Regions from separate parts of the Homo sapiens genome. Here region 2 is linked to region 1. A link is an interaction called in ENCODE POLR2A ChIA-PET data of the cell type or tissue named here. Cell type or tissue: OCI-LY7. All regions are shown on one strand. Links, peaks and the distances in the headings refer to the core of each region. The heading gives the core; the rest is flanking DNA.

Region 1 (8,079 bases), core at 1,681-5,680:
TTTCTATAAGACTCTAAGTTTAGAATATTGAGACTTCTATCTCTTGAACATGGTATCTCCATTTACTTTAATCTCCATTTTCTTTAATGTTTCGATAATACTTTATAAATTTGTTGACCGTTTTGAATTTTCTTAATTTATTCCTAGGTAATATTTTCTGATGCCACTGAAATGTTATCTGTGTCTTCACTTTTTTATGCTAAAATATTTTAAAGTCAATTAATATTACACACTTAAATATTTCGGGATAGACTGGGCATGGTGGCTCATGCCTGTTATCCCAGCACTTTGGGAGGCTGAGGCAAGAGGGTCACTTGAGCCCAGGAGTTTGAGACTAGCCTGGGCAACATAGTGAGACCATGTTCCTACAAAAAATTTTTAAAAAATTGCTGCCTGTGGTGGTGCACACCCATAGTCCCATTTACTTGGGAGGCTGAGGTGGGAGAATCACTTGAGCCCAGGAAGTGGAGGCTGCAATGAGCTTAGATTATGCCACTGTACTCCAGTCTGGGCAATAGAGCAATGTTAGAAAGAATGCTGAGTGCTGGAACTCTAATCCATTGCTATCAGAGAGGGAATAAAGTCCTTCTGAAAAAATAGTTTCATATGATACAGTAAAACTGAAGATCCATATAAGCTGATTTTCTCCACCACTGGCAGGTGTATACCTAACAGAAATGCACATGTGCACCAAGAGACACATGCAACAATATGCATATCAATATTGTTTATAACAGGAACAATTTGAGATAAATGTTTCTCAATATGAGAAAAAATAAACTATGATATGTAAGTGCATGGAATAATACACAGTAGTGTAAAAAGAACAAACTGCAGCTCTTGCAACAACATGGATCAATCTCAACAAATTTCATAACAAGAGATGCAAAGTCATATAGGGTAAGTGCTCATACACAGTTCAGAAGCAGTGCTTGCCACATTTTCAAATGGTGCAGCAAATATATATTTATATCCATCTATTGAGATATCAAGAAAACACGGCGAAAGGTTAATAATATTTGGGAATCTGGGTGAAGAATATGCAAAAATTCATTGAGCTATTTTGTTACCATTTTGTAGGTTTGAGATTTTTCAACATAAAAGGATAGGAAAGAGTTAAAAATCAGATTAAAGCTAATTTATATGGTTTTGGAGTACAAACATGGGTAGTAAAATGATAAGAAAATACCACAATTAAGGATAGTACCAACTCTGGGAAGAAGGATGAACTTTTGCTGAGGAAGAGCCTAGTAGGGGTCTTCTGGTGCTGGTCATTTCTTTACCTGAGTAAATGTGTGAGCTTTCCTTTATAATTATCTATTAAACAATCCATATGAATTATATGCATTTTTCATATACATATTTCACAGGAGAAGAAAGGTAAAAACAGTGTAATGAGGTATATAAAAATACTTTCAAAGAAAGATTGCTATCCACTTGTTAAACATTATTATTATTTTTTTTAAAAAACCCTGCATTTGCTTTGTAACAAGCGAAGTAAGGGGATTTTTGCTATGTGAGTTGTTTACCTGAGATAAATTTATCAAAGGCACTTACTGAGGACCAATTTTTGAGGCTACCAATATAATGTCATCTTACTTTTACATAAGGTAGTTCTTATACAGCTATCAATTCTGAATCTTGTTTAGTTTGGTAATACTAGGTAATAAATTCTTTTAAATAATCCCAGGCTGGAGTGCAGTGGTGTAGTCATGGCTCACTGCAACCTCTGCCTCCCGGGTTCAAGTGGTTCTCCAGCGTCAGCCTCCTGAGTAGCTGGGACTACAGGCACCCACCAGCACTCCTGGCTAATTTTTGTATTTTTAAATGAGATGGGGTTTTACCCTGTTAGCAAGGCTGATCTCCAACTCCTGACCTCAAGTGATCTACCTGCCTTGGCCTCCCAAAGTGCTGGGATTACAGGCATGAGCCACCACGCCTGGCCCAAAACTTGTTATATTTGAAGCCAGATGTATTCTGGTGTTTCTGAGGCCTGGAACGAACCACATTGCCCTTCTGGGAGCTAACCACAGAAACAAGCACCCTGCCCTTACTAGAGGGGAAATAATGCAGGGAAGACCAACAAACTACTCCCAGGAGTTGATGCTGTTTCTCATAGTGGTTTTAATTTTCAGTTCCCTAATGGCTAATGATGTTGAACATCTTTTCATATGCTTATTTGGCATCCTTGCATCTTTTTATCGTGAAGTATCTGTTCAGTCTTTTTCTCATTTTTAATTGTACGGTTTCTTTGGGAGTTTCGAAAGTTCTTTATATATTTGGAATGCTCATCCTTTGCCCTTAGGTGATTTGCAGTATTTTCTAATAATCTGTAACTTGTAATTTCTCTAAACAGTATTATTTGCAAAGTTAAAGTTTTAAATTTTGGTAAAGTTCAGTTCATTTTTTCTTTTATGAATTGTACTTTGGATGTCATCTCTAGGAACTCTGCCTAACTCTAAGTCATTAAGGTTTTCTCCCATGTTTTCTTCTAAAAGTTTTATAGCTCTATGTTTTACATTTACATCTATAATCCATTTTGAGTTGATTTTTATTTAAGGGGTGAGGTTTAGCTCAAAGTTTGTTTTTTGCATATATAGATGTCTAGTTATTCTAACAGCATTTGTTGAAAAGATTTTTTTTTTCCTCACTGAAATGCTTTTGCATCTTTTAAAAAAATCAGTTGGCCAGATTTGTATGGGTCTGTAGCTGGAAGAAATATATATATTAAGGAATCTGTATATATAGGTTCCAAGCAATGTCTTTATTTTTCTTTATTTAGGTGTTTGTTTTCATATTTTTGAATATCCCAGTCTTGAAAGATGATGTTTTGATTTTCTGAGACCTTTCCCTTCGTTTTTTAATTTAATTTTCTTTTTCTCGAGACAAGGGTGTTGCTCTGCCACCAAGGCTGGGGTGCAGTGGCGTGATCTCAGCTCACTGCAGCCTCCCTTCTGGATTCAAATGCCACCTGAGTAGCTGGGATTACAGGTGTGCACCACCATGCCCTGCTAATTTTTGTATTTTTAATAGAGGCGGGGTCTCACCATGTTGGCCAGTCTGGTGTTGAACCCCTGGCCTCATGTGATCTGCCCAACACAGCCTCCTGAAGTGCTGGGATTACAGGCATGAGCCACCGTGCCTGGCCTGTTTGTTTTTTTTAATTGATATGATGGCTATCTTAAAAAAGTCTCAAAGCAGGCTGGGTGCGGTGGCTCACGCCTGCAATCCCAGTGCTTTGAGAGGCTGAGGTGGGCAGATCACGAGGTCAGGAGATTGAGACCATCCTGGCTAACACGGAGAAACCCCATCTCTACTAAAAATACAAAAAATTAGCCAGGCGTGGTGGCAGGCGCCTGTAGTCCCAGCTACTCAGGAGGCTGAGGCAGGAGAATAGCGTGAACCTGGGAGGCGGAGCTTGCAGTTAGCCCAGATCACGCCATTGCACTCTAGCCTGGGCGACAGAGCGAGACTCCGTCTCAAAAAAAAAAAAAAAAAATCTCAAACTGTTTTCTGTCTTTTCTCTCCTAAAACATCTCTTTGTTCCTTTTTCTTTTTTAAGTGATAGAAAGGACTGACTTTTTAGTCACTGTTTTTACAGTTCAATAATTCGGTATCTTTCACTTTTTTTCTGTCTCTATTTTTCTGAACATGCCTATTTTCTCTTGCATTACTATACTGTTAATATGTAGACAGTGGATTAGAAGCTCAGTTCTTCCTCTTTTTTGATTCATAATATAGTTACTATTACTTCCTTATATAGATTGTGCCATTAGTTTTTAAAATTCTTGCTGTTGCATTATCATGTAGTAAAAATAATTTCAACATTCACCTACGGGAATGAGGAAAAGGTGCTGTGTATTTTGTTTTATCCAAGCACGAAGGATCTTTGCTTTGAGTTGTCTTCCTTACAATATCCTATAAAATACATAATCTGAAGTGAGTTGCTAAGATTACTGTTTACTTTGTGCTGAAATAAACCTAGAACCTAAATTATTTGCTTCTTATTGTAGCACTGCCTTCTTAGAATTGAAACTCTAAAAATCATGGAATTAATGTGAAGTTTTTAATGCAGAGGACAGATTATAGAAATTTTCTTTGTACACTATCACTCAAACGTTTGCTGTAGTTTTGAGAATAATATTGTTACTGAAGTGGTGACCCAGTAATTTTTAGTTCACCAGAAAACATTTATAGAGTAAGTGTAGGGTACAGAGGTGTAGAATTAGCCATGTGTGGATGGGACAGAGGAGAGAGATTCTGCCCCTAGACAGCTTCTCCTATTTGTGTGTGGAAATTCATGGATATTTGTAAAGCAGTTCATTAGTAGTTGAACACTCAGTAATTGGATATTTTAAAGTGTTGGAGTACTGACAAGATAAGAACAAATAGACAGTGAAGGAGTGAATCCCTGTCTCTGAATGAGTTGAATTCTGGGCAGTCCTTTTAGACAACTTAGAAAAAGGAAGGGTAGAGTAAAGGAATTGATATGTTGACATTGGAAAGCATTTTTTTTAAAAAAATTAAACTTTAAGTTCTGGGATACATGTGCAGAATGTGCAGGTTTGTTACATAGGTATACATGTGCCATGGTGGTTTGCTGCAACCATCAACCCGTCTTATACATTAAGTATTTATCCTGATGCTATCCCTCCTGTAGCCATCCCCTACCCCTCGACAGGCCCCAGTGTGTGATGTTCCCCTCCCTGTGTCAATGTGTTCTCATTGTTCAACTCCCACTTATGAGTGGGAACATGCAGTGTTTGGTTTTCTGTTCCTGTGTTACTTTGCTGAGAATGATGGGTTCCAACTTCATCCATGTCCCTGCAAAGGACATGAACTCATCCATTTTTATGGCTGCATAGTATTCAATGATGTATATGTGCCACATTTTCTTTATCCAGTCTATCATTGATGGGCATTTAGGTTGGTTCCAAGTCTTTGCTGTTGTGAATAGTGCCGCAATAAACATACTTGTGCATGTGTCTTTATAGTAGAATGATATATAATCTGTTGGGTATATACCCAGTAATGAGATTGCTGGGTCAAATGGTATTTCTGGTTCTAGATCCTTGAGGAATTGCCACACTGTCTTCCACAATGGTTGAACTAATTTACACTCCCACCAACAGTGTAAAAGCATTCCTATTTCTCCACATCCTCTCCAGCATCTGTTGTTTCCTGACTTTTTAATGATTGTCATTCTATCTGGCATGAGATGGTATCTCATTGTGGTTTTAATTTGCATTTCTCTAATGCCCATTGATGATGAGCATTTTTTCATATGTTTGTTGGCCACATAAATGTCTTTTTTTGAGAAGTGTCTGTTCATATCCTTTGCCCAGTTTTTGATGGGGTTGTTTGTTTTTTTCTTGTAAATTTAAGTTCCTTGTAGATTCTGGATATTAGCCCTTTGTCAGAGGGATAGATTACAAAAATTTTCTCCTATTCTGTAGGTTGCCTATTCACTCTGATGATAGTTTCTTTTGCTGTGCAGAAGCTCTTTAGTTTAATTAGATCCCCTTTGTCAATTTTGGCTTTGTTGCCATTGCTTTTGGTGTTTTAGTCATGAAGTCTTTGCCCATGCCTGTGTCCTGAATGGTATTGCCTAGGTTTTCTTCTATGGTTTTTATGGTTTTAGGTCTAACGTTTAAGTCTTTAACCCATCTTGAGTTAATTTTTGTATAAAGAGTAAAGAAGGGGTCCATTTTGAGTTTTCTGCTTATGGCTAGCCAGTTTTCCCAACACCATTTACTAAGTAGGGAATCCTTCCCCCATTGCTTTTTTCAGGTTTGTCAAAGATCAGATGGTTGTAGATGTGTGGCGTTATTTCTGAGGCCTCTGTTCTGTCCCTTGGGTTTGTATATGTGTTTTGGTACCAGTACCATGCTGTTTTGGTTTACTGTGCCTTGTAGTATAGTTTGAAGTCAGGTAGCGTGATGCCTCCAGCTTTGTTCTTTTGCTTAGGATTGACTAGGCTATGCAGGCTCTTTTTTGATTACGTATGAAATTTAAAGTAGTTTTTTCTAATTCTGTGAAGAAAGTCAATGGTAGCTTGATGGGAATAACATTGAATCTATAAATTACTTTGAGCAGTATGGCCATTTTCACGTTAATGATTCTTCTTATCCATGAGCATGGAATGTTTTTCCATTTATTTGTGTGGTCTCTTATTTCCTTGAGCAGTGGTTTGTAGTTCTCCTTGAAGAGGTCCTTCACATCTGTTGTAAGTTGTAGTCCTAGGTATTTTATTTCCTTTATAGCAATTGTGAATGGGAATTCACTCATTATTTGGCTGTTTATCTATTATTGGTGTATGGAAATGCTTGTGATTTTTGCACATTGGTTTTGTATCCTGAGATTTTGCTGAAGTTGCTTATCAGCTTAAGGAGATTTTGGGCAGAGTCGATGGGGTTTTCCAAATGTACAATTATGTCATCTGCAAACAGAGACAATTTGACTTCCTCTCTTCCTATTTGAATACCGTTTATTTGTTTCTCTTGCCTGATTGCCCTGGCCAGAACTTCCAATACTCTGTTGAATAGGAGTGGTGAGAGAGGGCATCTTTGTCTTATGTCAGTTTTCAAAGGGAATGCTTCCAGCTTTTGGTCATTCAATATGATACAGGCTGTGGTTTTGTCATAAACAGCTCATAATATTTTGAGATACGTCCCATCAATGCCTGGTTTATTGAGAGTTTTTAGCATGAAGAGATGTTGAATTTTATTGAAGGCCTTTTCTGCATCATTTGAGATAATCATGTGGTTTTTGTCATGGTTCTGTTTATGTAATGGATTACATTTGTTGATTTGCATATGTTGAACCAGCCTTGTATCCCAGGGATGAAGCTGACTTGATCATGGTGGATAAGCTTGTCGGTGTGCTGCTGGATTCGGTTTGCCAGTATATTATTGAGGATTTTCACATTCATGTTCATCGGGGTTATTGGCCTGAAATTTTCTTTTTTTGTTGTGTCTCTGCCAGGTTTTGGTATCAGGATGATGTTGGCCTCATAAAATGAATTACGGAGGAGCCCCTCTTTTTCTATTGTTTGGAATAGTTTCAGAAGGAATGGTACCAGCTCCTCTTTGTACCTCTGGTAGAATTCGGCTGTGAATCCGTCTGGTACTGGGCCTTTTTTGGTTTGTAGGCTATTAATTACTTCCTCAATTTCAGAGCCTGTTATTGGTCTATTCAGAGATTCACCTTCTTCCTGGTTTAGTCTTGGGAGGGTGTATGGGTCCAGGAATTTATCCATTTCCTCTACATTTTCTTGTTTATTTGCATAGAGGTGTTTATAGTATTCTCTGATAGTAGTTTGTATTTCTGTGGGTTCAGTGGTGATATCCCCTTTATCACTTTTTATTGTGTCTGTTTGATTCTTCTCTCTTTTCTTCTTTATTTGTCTGGCTAGTGGTCTATTTTGTTAACCTTTTCAAAACATCAGCTCCTAAATTAATTGTGTTTTTGGGGGGTTTTTTTGTGTCTCTTTCTCCTTCATTTCTGCTCGTAGTTATTTCTTGTCTTCTGCTAGCGTTTGAATTTGTTTGCTCTTCTCTAGTTCTTTTAATTGTGATGTTAGCATGTCTATTTTAGATCTTTCCTGCTTTCTCCTGTTGGCATTTAGTGCTATAAATATGCGTCTAAAACACTGCTTTAGCTGTGTCCCAGAGATTCCGGTACGTTGTGTATTTGCTTTCATCAGTTTCAAAGAACTTATTTATTTCTCCCTTAATTTCGTTTTGTAACCAGTAGTCATTCAGGAGCAGGTTGTTCAGTTTCCATGTAGTTGTGCGGTTTTGAATGAGTTTCTTAATCCTGAGTTCTAATTTGATTGCACTGTGATCTGAGAGACTATGATGATTTCCATTTTTTTACATTTGCTGAGGAGTGTTTTACTTCCAATTATGTGGTCAATTTTAGAATAAGTGCGATGTGTTGCTCAGAAGAATGTATATTCTTTTGATTTGGGGTGGAGAGTTCTGTAGATGTCTATTAGGTCCCCTTGGTCCAGAGCTGAGTTCAAGTCCTGAATATCCTTGTTAATTTTCTGTCTTGTTGATCTGTCTAATATTGACA
Region 2 (8,079 bases), core at 2,504-6,503, 180 kb after region 1:
CAGCAGTAAAGGAGAAAAGGGAAAAAACCCCTTCATTGTCTAAACCAGTGGCTCTCAACCAGGGATGATTTTGCCCCCCAGAGGACACTTGGCAATGTCTGGAGACATTTTTGGTTGTCACAACTGGTGGCAGGGAGTGGGGGGTGTTACTGGCATCTGGTGGATACAAGCCAAAGATGCTGTTAAATATCTTACAATGCACAGGCAGCCCTGCACGACTGAGAACTGCGCGGCCCTAAATGTCAATCCTAGGATTCAGAGGTTGAAAAACCCTGGTCTACACAAGAGCTTAAGACTAAAAATTGCACAAATAGTCAAAGTTCAAGTGAGTGTTTAGAAAGTAAACACTGTAAGATCCTGAATCATAAGGCTACTTATGAACACAGTATTCCCACCTACACTGAATAAACCGGGAGGGACAGTCACACAGGAGAAAAGGGCCAGTTGCTGGAAATTCTTGTTCGTGTTAACCACAGGCAGGGAAAGCCTCACATGAGCAGCTTTCTCAAGATGATGGCGTCTGTGTCAATGGTTCAGAATTAAAACTCTCCCTGCTTCATAACCCAGCCATACCCTTAGAGGCGGACAAAGAGCAAGCTGGGCAACTATTCTGTTAGGGGACCACAATCTCAACCAGAGCAGCTTCATCTTTCAGGAACAGAAGCCACAAAGATGTGATCCAAATGGGCCCTAACTTTCTTTGCCAGAAAGTAATCTTTCCTTGCCTCCAAAGTCTACCCAGCCCCGTGTTTGCCAAAGAGGTTAACATTTTTCATCTCAGCTATTAATTCCACTCACACTACTGCCAATTAACAGTACGACTAATTTTGAGTTTAAAGTCTGTCTCAGAAAGTGTCACGTATTGTGGCAACAATCTTTTAAACTTACTCCAGAGACATTTCAATCAATACTAACCTAGAGCTGAGAGCCATTTCACTGTGAGCTCAGAGACGTTCATCTAAATAAAAGTCAAACTACACTTGAAACTAATGGCACTTCTGTATTCATGGGTACAGCCTGAATTAAAAGCAATTTGTCCAGAGATTATGTTACCATAAAGACTGAAGGTGGTAATGCTTTAAACCGCATATTGAACTCAAGTGTGAGCTTGTCTGTGCCTGGGGGTATTTGTTAATGGGTACCCAGAAATCCCAACTTAGACTTGAGAAAGAAAATCTAGAAATTGAGAGAATTCTCCCACATTAGAAAAAGGACTTAATAGACTGAGATTTTCTTCTATTTTGAGCAGATTATCATAAAAAGGGGGATGGAAATATTGTTTCTGGGTGTAAAGATACTGGGAGTTTACGATGACTGTAACTTTTGTATCATCATAGGTAACAGGAGTTGTGAAGCAGGAAGGGATATTAGAGAAATACTCAGAAACCACAAAGGCAAGAGCTTAGAGGACAAGCAAGTAAGAGAGGGCTGGTGAGCCTGCCCTGTGTGTAACAAGGCTGACACGGAAGTGCCTGCCGCACACCTAAAGGGGCATTTGCTTCTTGTCCCCCGAAACAAGGGCCAGTGCAGACCCGTCTTCTCAGAGGCTCACGATCTGAATTCATGTTTTGTTTGGCCCATTCAGGGTTGCTTTATTACTTAAAAAAAAAAAAAAAACTGAAAAGATTTCACATATCTGCAGGCCCCATTTGGCTTGAGGATCGCCAGTTTTTGCCTCTGATCTGGGCCACTGACTCTTGAGGCCATTAGGTTCAAAGGGAACATATGTTTCTGGCTTACACATGTGGCCTGGATAGAGCTAGGGCTCACCAGGTCTTACGCAATTAAACTGATGGCTCGGTTTGGGACTATCTGAAATGAGATAACTTCCCTCACTTCCCACCCAGCAAGTATCCAAAGTCTTCAGCAACTTGGTATAAAACCATTTAAGTCACAACACCCTTGGGTTTGTCTTTCCCTTAAAGAGCAGACAAAATGTATTCACATTTCAAAAATGTTATAAAAATTTTGCTTTTTAGGTAAGGCTACTTGAGCAAAGGGTCTTCCATTCCAGTACTATCTAGAAGCCTAGCAGTATCAGGACTTAACACTGAGATGCCAACAAGCAGCAACAGAGATGAACACACTTAGAAGTGGAAACGTTAAGTTTTCACGGGGTCAGCTGGAATTAACTAGAAAAGCCACCTATCAACATTCAAGTGTTAGGGTGCTACCCAGAAAGGGTAACTCTCCTCTCAGAGCACCTGTTGGCAAAAAAGAAGACAGCCACCAAGGCTCACGTCCCTTTCTGCTGTGGACAAGGGGCTGTTCTGGTTTTTAAGTCTGAGAAGCAAGTGGGCCTAAAGAGTGGAGCCAGCTGTAGATCCTCAATAGGTTTATTGGGAAATAAGGAAAATAGTTACCACATTCTCCCCAGGAACTACAATATGAAATAAAATCCTCAGAGACACTTTCTTGTTGGCCCAATTCAAGAAGACAAACTCTGAGCATAATTTTTTTTTTTTTTTTTTTTTTTTTGAGACGAGTCTTGCTCTGTCGCCCAGGCTGGAGTGTAGTGGCATGATCTTGGCCCACTGTGACCTCCACCTCTTGTTTTCAAGCAATTCTCCTACCTCAGCCTCCAGAGTAGCTGGGATTACAGGTGCCTGCCACCATGCCCGGCTAATTTTTTTGTATTTTTAGTAGAGACAGGGTTTCACCATGTTGGCCAGGCTGGTTTCAAACTCCTGACCTCAGGTGATCCACCTGCCTCAGCCTCCCAAAGTGCTAGGATTACAGGTGTGAGCCACCGTGCCCGGCCTGAGCATAATTTTTTTAATGTGGTAAAATACATATAACATAAAATTTGCCTTTGTAACCATTTTTAAGTGTACTCTTCAGTGGCACCGAGTACCTTCACACTGTTGTGCAACCATCACCACCGTCCATCTCCAGAACTTTAGAAGTTTCTCAACATCCCAAACTGAAAGTCTGTACTCACTGAACACTAGCTCCTCATTCCCCTCTGTCCTAGCCCCTGGCAACCACCATTCTACTTCTGTCTCTAAGAATCTGACTACTCTTAAGTACCTCATGTTGGTAGATTATAGAATATTTGTCCTTTTGTGAGTGGCTTAATTCACTTAACATAATGTCTTCAAGATTCATCCATGTTGTCACATGTGTCAGAATTTCATTTTTTTTAGAGACAGGGTCTCACTCTGTCACCCAGGCTGGAATGCAGTGGTGCAGTCATGGCTCACTGCAGCCTCAAACTCTTGGGCTCAAGTGATCCTCCTGTTTCAGCCTCCCAAGTAGCTGGGAGTACAGGCACACACACCACCACACCTGGCTAAATTTTACTTTTTTAGTAGACATGGTGGGGGGAGGGTCTCCCTATATTGCCCAGGCTAGTCTTGAACTCCTGGCCTGAAGCAATCCTCCCACCTCAGCCTCCCAAAGTGATAGGATTACCGGAGTAAGCCACTGCACCTGGCAGAATTTCATTTCTTTTTAAGGCTAACTAATATTCCCATGTATGTATATACCACATTTTGTGTATCCATTCATCACAGATGACATTTGGGTTGTTCCTCCTTTTGGCTATTGTGAATGATGTTGCTATCAACATTGCCATTTTTTTTCCAAATTTTTAAAATTACTTAGTTTTTTCAAGACTTTTCACTGCTTACTGATAACACGCATTTCTCAGTAATTAAGAAAATACACTTAGCCCAAGAGCTCTGCAGCAAGCAGCGTGAATTCCCATCTGAGATCCCAAGAACAATCAAAGAGTTAATCAGTGAAAATCTTTAATGAGGCCTTTCTTTCAGGTGGCAGCTGACATGCACACACATCTAAAGCATCTCACTTATTTCTATGAACACGATCGCCCTGTACCAGGCCTGACATCTGAATGTGTCTTCAGTTGAAGGTTTCAAATTCTCCTGTCAAAACAATTCATCTGTCAGTAGGAAAGATGCTGTCAAAAGCATTTCTGCACCTTTCAGTAGCAAAGAGGAGAGGAAAGAAACCTCGGAGAATTTAGTTACTGCCAATTGCAGCTTTAATTAAACATTCTGTCAGCCATTGTCATAACACAAATTTTCCCTGCTCTTGCACAAAGGGTGCGCAGATCTCTGAACAACTGAGCCCAGCAATAGATGTTCTTTCAGCTAATCTGCTGAAAGATGACCGTTCAGCCCACCGTTCGCTGAACACACAAGAGGCACCTCTGCAGAGGACAGCTCAAGTTTTATCCAGGCGTGTCTGAAAAGCAAACTGTTTACCAGTGCACAACAACAGTTTGCTCGCTGAGCACGTTTCCTAACAAGTCCCCTTGCCCCAACCCCAAGGAATCCGAAGAGCTAAAGTCCTTCAATAGCTGCAAAATCCCCACCACTATCTAAATCTGTGCTGTCCAATTTAGTAGCCACTGGCTATTTACATGTATATTTAAATGAAATTAAAATTACATAAAATTAAGAATTCAGTTCCTTGGCCACACTAGCTATTTTTTTTTTTTTTTTTTTTTGAGATGGAGTCTCGCTCTGTCGCCCAGGCTGGCGTGCAGCGGTGCATCTCCGCTCACTACAAGCTCCGTCTCCTGGGTTCACACCATTCTCCTGCCTCAGCCTCCCCAGTAGCTGGGACTACAGTCACCTGCCACCACGCCCAGCTAATTTTTTGTATTTTTTAAGTAGAGACAGGGTTTCACCGTGTTAGCCAGGATGGTCTTGATCTCCTGACCTCGTGATGTGCCCGCCTCGGCCTCCCAAAGTGCTGGGATTACAGGCGTGAGCCACCACGCCCAGCCCACATTAGCTATATTTCAAGTGTTCAACAGTACCACGTGGCTAGTGGCTATCAAAATGTACAATGCAGACAGAGGTTATTTCTATCAGCACTGAAATTTCTATTAAACTGTGCTGTGTCTGAATTACAAAATAACCAACGAATATATCTATATCATGAAATAATCCACAAACATTTCAAGTTAAATGTCACCTACAGAAGCAACTTGAATCTAAAACACAAATCTGAGCTACCCAATAACTCGAGAACTATGTAAAAGGCTGTGGTGAGGGATGGACACTGATATTAACACAAGTCCTTTGAGCACACAAAAAGTTCTGAACCATCTCAACAAGGGAAAGAGCCTTCAAAAACTGAAGTTATGAGGAAGACATTCTTAATAAAAACTGCCCTCAGAGTATAATTCTATAGGCTTAAACGGTATTTATCTAATCTGACAAGCACCTTCCTGGATTACAACCAGAACCACATATTACAAACTTGGCAAATGTTATTCAAAGCTGGTGAACAGTAATTCATTGACTCCTTGGAAGTTGAGGGATAAAAAGTTGTTTACTTTTGAGTAAGCTGTGGTGAGGAAACAACCCCACTTCGTTAGACAACAGAATTATCACTTCATCCCCAAAAGCAAGCATTGCTCACAGACCACTGACGAACACAGACAAAATCTCTCACTGTGAAGAGGAGCGCAACCCATGGCTCCATTTTTCAACATTAACAGAATAATTCAAAGTGGAAGGAATTGGTCCTAAATCCGTGACAAGCATTCCCTGAAGAATGAGGTTTTCATACTTGGTTTGGTTTCCAGGCTAGCCTATTTCCCATTACTCAATTCTGTCTGGACTCCTGAGCGCCACAGTATTTTGCATATTTTAAGCTTTCAGATGTTTGCTAAACTGCATTAATACAGCTGGAAAGTAAGTGTGAGGCAATCCAACAACCCAACTTCTGAGCACCAGTGGGCACCCAGCTCTGGCCTGGGAGCCGTGGGCTCTGGCGATTCATCTCTTTCTCAACCTCAGAACGTGCACTGTCAGCCACTCGTTAAAAAATTGCCTGCTTGGGACTCACCAGAAAAAGGTGGAAAAAGGTGATTCGTCCTTTCAAAATTTCAGCGGGTGCAAATAAGGAAGAACATGCAACAATGTTTAAGTTATTTAATCCTTTAAGCTTTTAAGACTGTTTCTGCTGCATTTTTACTTTCTGAGGAATTACATAGTACACATCAAGCTCCAATGAAATCACCACATTATGTTCCCATGTTGTAAGGTTTTATAAAAGAGAATAAGACTTCGTTCAAATCCCAGAATATTAGATGTTCTTACCTTTTTTTGTATTGTGATGCTTCCCCTTGTTAACCAAAAACCACAACTGAACAAGCGGATAATGCACATTAAAGGCTTATATTAAGATGACAAAATTGTATCTTGAACTGGAATCATTCCTCTAGTATCCTATCCAAGGATCTCCACTCAGGAGAAGGTTCTGTACTTGCTGCTACCTCTCTTCAGTAAGCTAAGCAGCCACATATTCCCTATGGCAAAAGAACATATTCTGCAAATAATCAAATGAAAAAAATCACTCAGATCTCAACATGATACAAATAGCTCATTTTGTAAGCTTTTGGGCAGTTGTATCTCACAAAGTCAGTAATGAGTCACCAGTTATTTCCATTTCTGAAAATTTTACATAGACCATTATCTATGCAAATAAGGGAAACCTACAGTGACTCAAAATAGGAGATACTATATACATACAGCTATATATGGACCCAGACTCATTGCCTATTTTTACTCCTTAAAAATCAGCTATAATAATCAGTGTGGGCCTCTGAAGTCTAACGCCCGTGACGTTAACTGAGAGAAGAAACTCATGCCTACCTCTGTGATCCCATAAGGTCTTACATGTGCTTCTCGGCCTTACTAGTTCACACATGTCATCCTGGTCTGTAGCTAATTTGAGTACAAGTCTACATCTTTTCCCTCTAGCACCCAACAAATGTCAAATTTGACAAATATTTATTGTCTACAAGGTATACTGCACTGTGATAAACTGATAACAAATTAGGATAAGATCTAGTCTGTGACTTGAAGTGGTTTACAACCCACTGGTCAAGTTAAGACTCCTGGCCGGGTGTGGTGGTTCACGCCTATAAATCTCAGCACTTTCGGAGGCTAAAGTCGGGGAATCACTTTAGGCCTGGAATTTGAGACCAGCCTGGGCAACATAGTGAGACCCTGTCCCTACCAAAAAAAAAAAAAAAAAAAGAATACTGACCAAATAACACAGCCAAAGGCTCTGACACTTGCAAGCATTCTGTAATGGTAGATCAGTAGCTACAAATTGGTAGTTTGTGGGTACAAAGCTGGGCTGCAGGGAAACTTGCTTGTTTCTGACTGAACAGTGTTGGTAGAAACCTAAAGTTTTCACCAAAAACTAAAGTTTCAGCTTTTCTTGAAAATAATCGGAGGGCCAGCATTCCTAACAGAAACAATCAACTACATGCATTTACCAAGCATTCCAATGACCACAGACCTCACCACTCCTTATTGTCTCACCCATGCCCTCTTTATTCACCGGCAGTATCTTCCCAGCCCGAGATCTGAGTTTGTCATCCCTAGCATGGATAACATGAATGAAGGCCAGATGGCGTCCAGAGCAGGAAAGATCAGCTGTAATGAGAAACGTTTATTGAAAATGCAAGATTTCAGCTAAGCCTAGAAGAAGAGCATGTTTTTTTGAAGAGGAGTCCTGGGAAACGAGGCCAGAAAAGTAAAATAAGGAATGGAGGGCATGGAGTAAAATAAGCAAACAAAAAGGCCAAGAAGTCAGGACCTCCTAGAAAGGAAAGGGCAAGACACAAATGGTTTTACAGCAAAGTTGAGAAGAATAGCCCCATGCTGCCAGACCCACAACCCACCAGGCGGTTAAGTCAAGGGTTATATAAACCTTAGCAAACCCCAGTGCCAGGTCCCTCACGAACATTAATCTATGGGGCCATTAAAGTTGATTTCCATAAGAACAGAGTATCGCCTTGTTCATTTACTTAAAAGTTCTGAACTAGATAATCAAGAGGCCCAATTTGTTTTCTCACCATCACTGAAGGCAGTTAGCATTTGCTTTCTATACTACCCCTTAAAATGGGAGATTCTAGGATCTTTCCTACCAAAAATCTTAGTTTGGCCAAAAAGAAACAAAATAATTAGCTATAATGGGTTTTGTTTTGTTTTACTTTAAGCAGTCTCATCTTTAGTGCAGTTTAGTACTGAGGAAAGCCCACAAATTTCCCATAATAGTCTCTTGTTAATATGGTATGTGCATCAT

What was found. ChIA-PET counts read pairs that join two places held together with the same protein. Peaks named below come from ENCODE experiments on the same cell type or tissue, not always from the same donor. Only the 100,000 strongest peaks of a DNase experiment are listed, where the experiment ranks them.
Region 2: POLR2A ChIA-PET joins it to region 1 with 8 read pairs; 2 of 35 experiments call an interaction of 5 or more read pairs at or near these places.

Annotation. Positions count from the first base shown.
Region 1 is chr3:66,283,815-66,291,893 of GRCh38, forward strand. All of the region lies in intron 5 of SLC25A26 (solute carrier family 25 member 26), which reads left to right. Among named protein-coding and RNA genes, the nearest start is that of SLC25A26, 67 kb to the left of the region's middle. In OCI-LY7, for the core only: no CTCF peak of the experiment used is centred there; no DNase peak of the experiment used is centred there; H3K4me3 peaks cover 412 bases; H3K27ac peaks cover 2,147 bases.
Region 2 is chr3:66,462,905-66,470,983 of GRCh38, forward strand. All of the region lies in intron 1 of LRIG1 (leucine rich repeats and immunoglobulin like domains 1), which reads right to left. Among named protein-coding and RNA genes, the nearest start is that of LRIG1, 34 kb to the right of the region's middle. RefSeq lists an enhancer at 245-389 and a cis regulatory region at 311-324. In OCI-LY7, for the core only: no CTCF peak of the experiment used is centred there; no DNase peak of the experiment used is centred there; H3K4me3 peaks cover 30 bases; H3K27ac peaks cover 112 bases.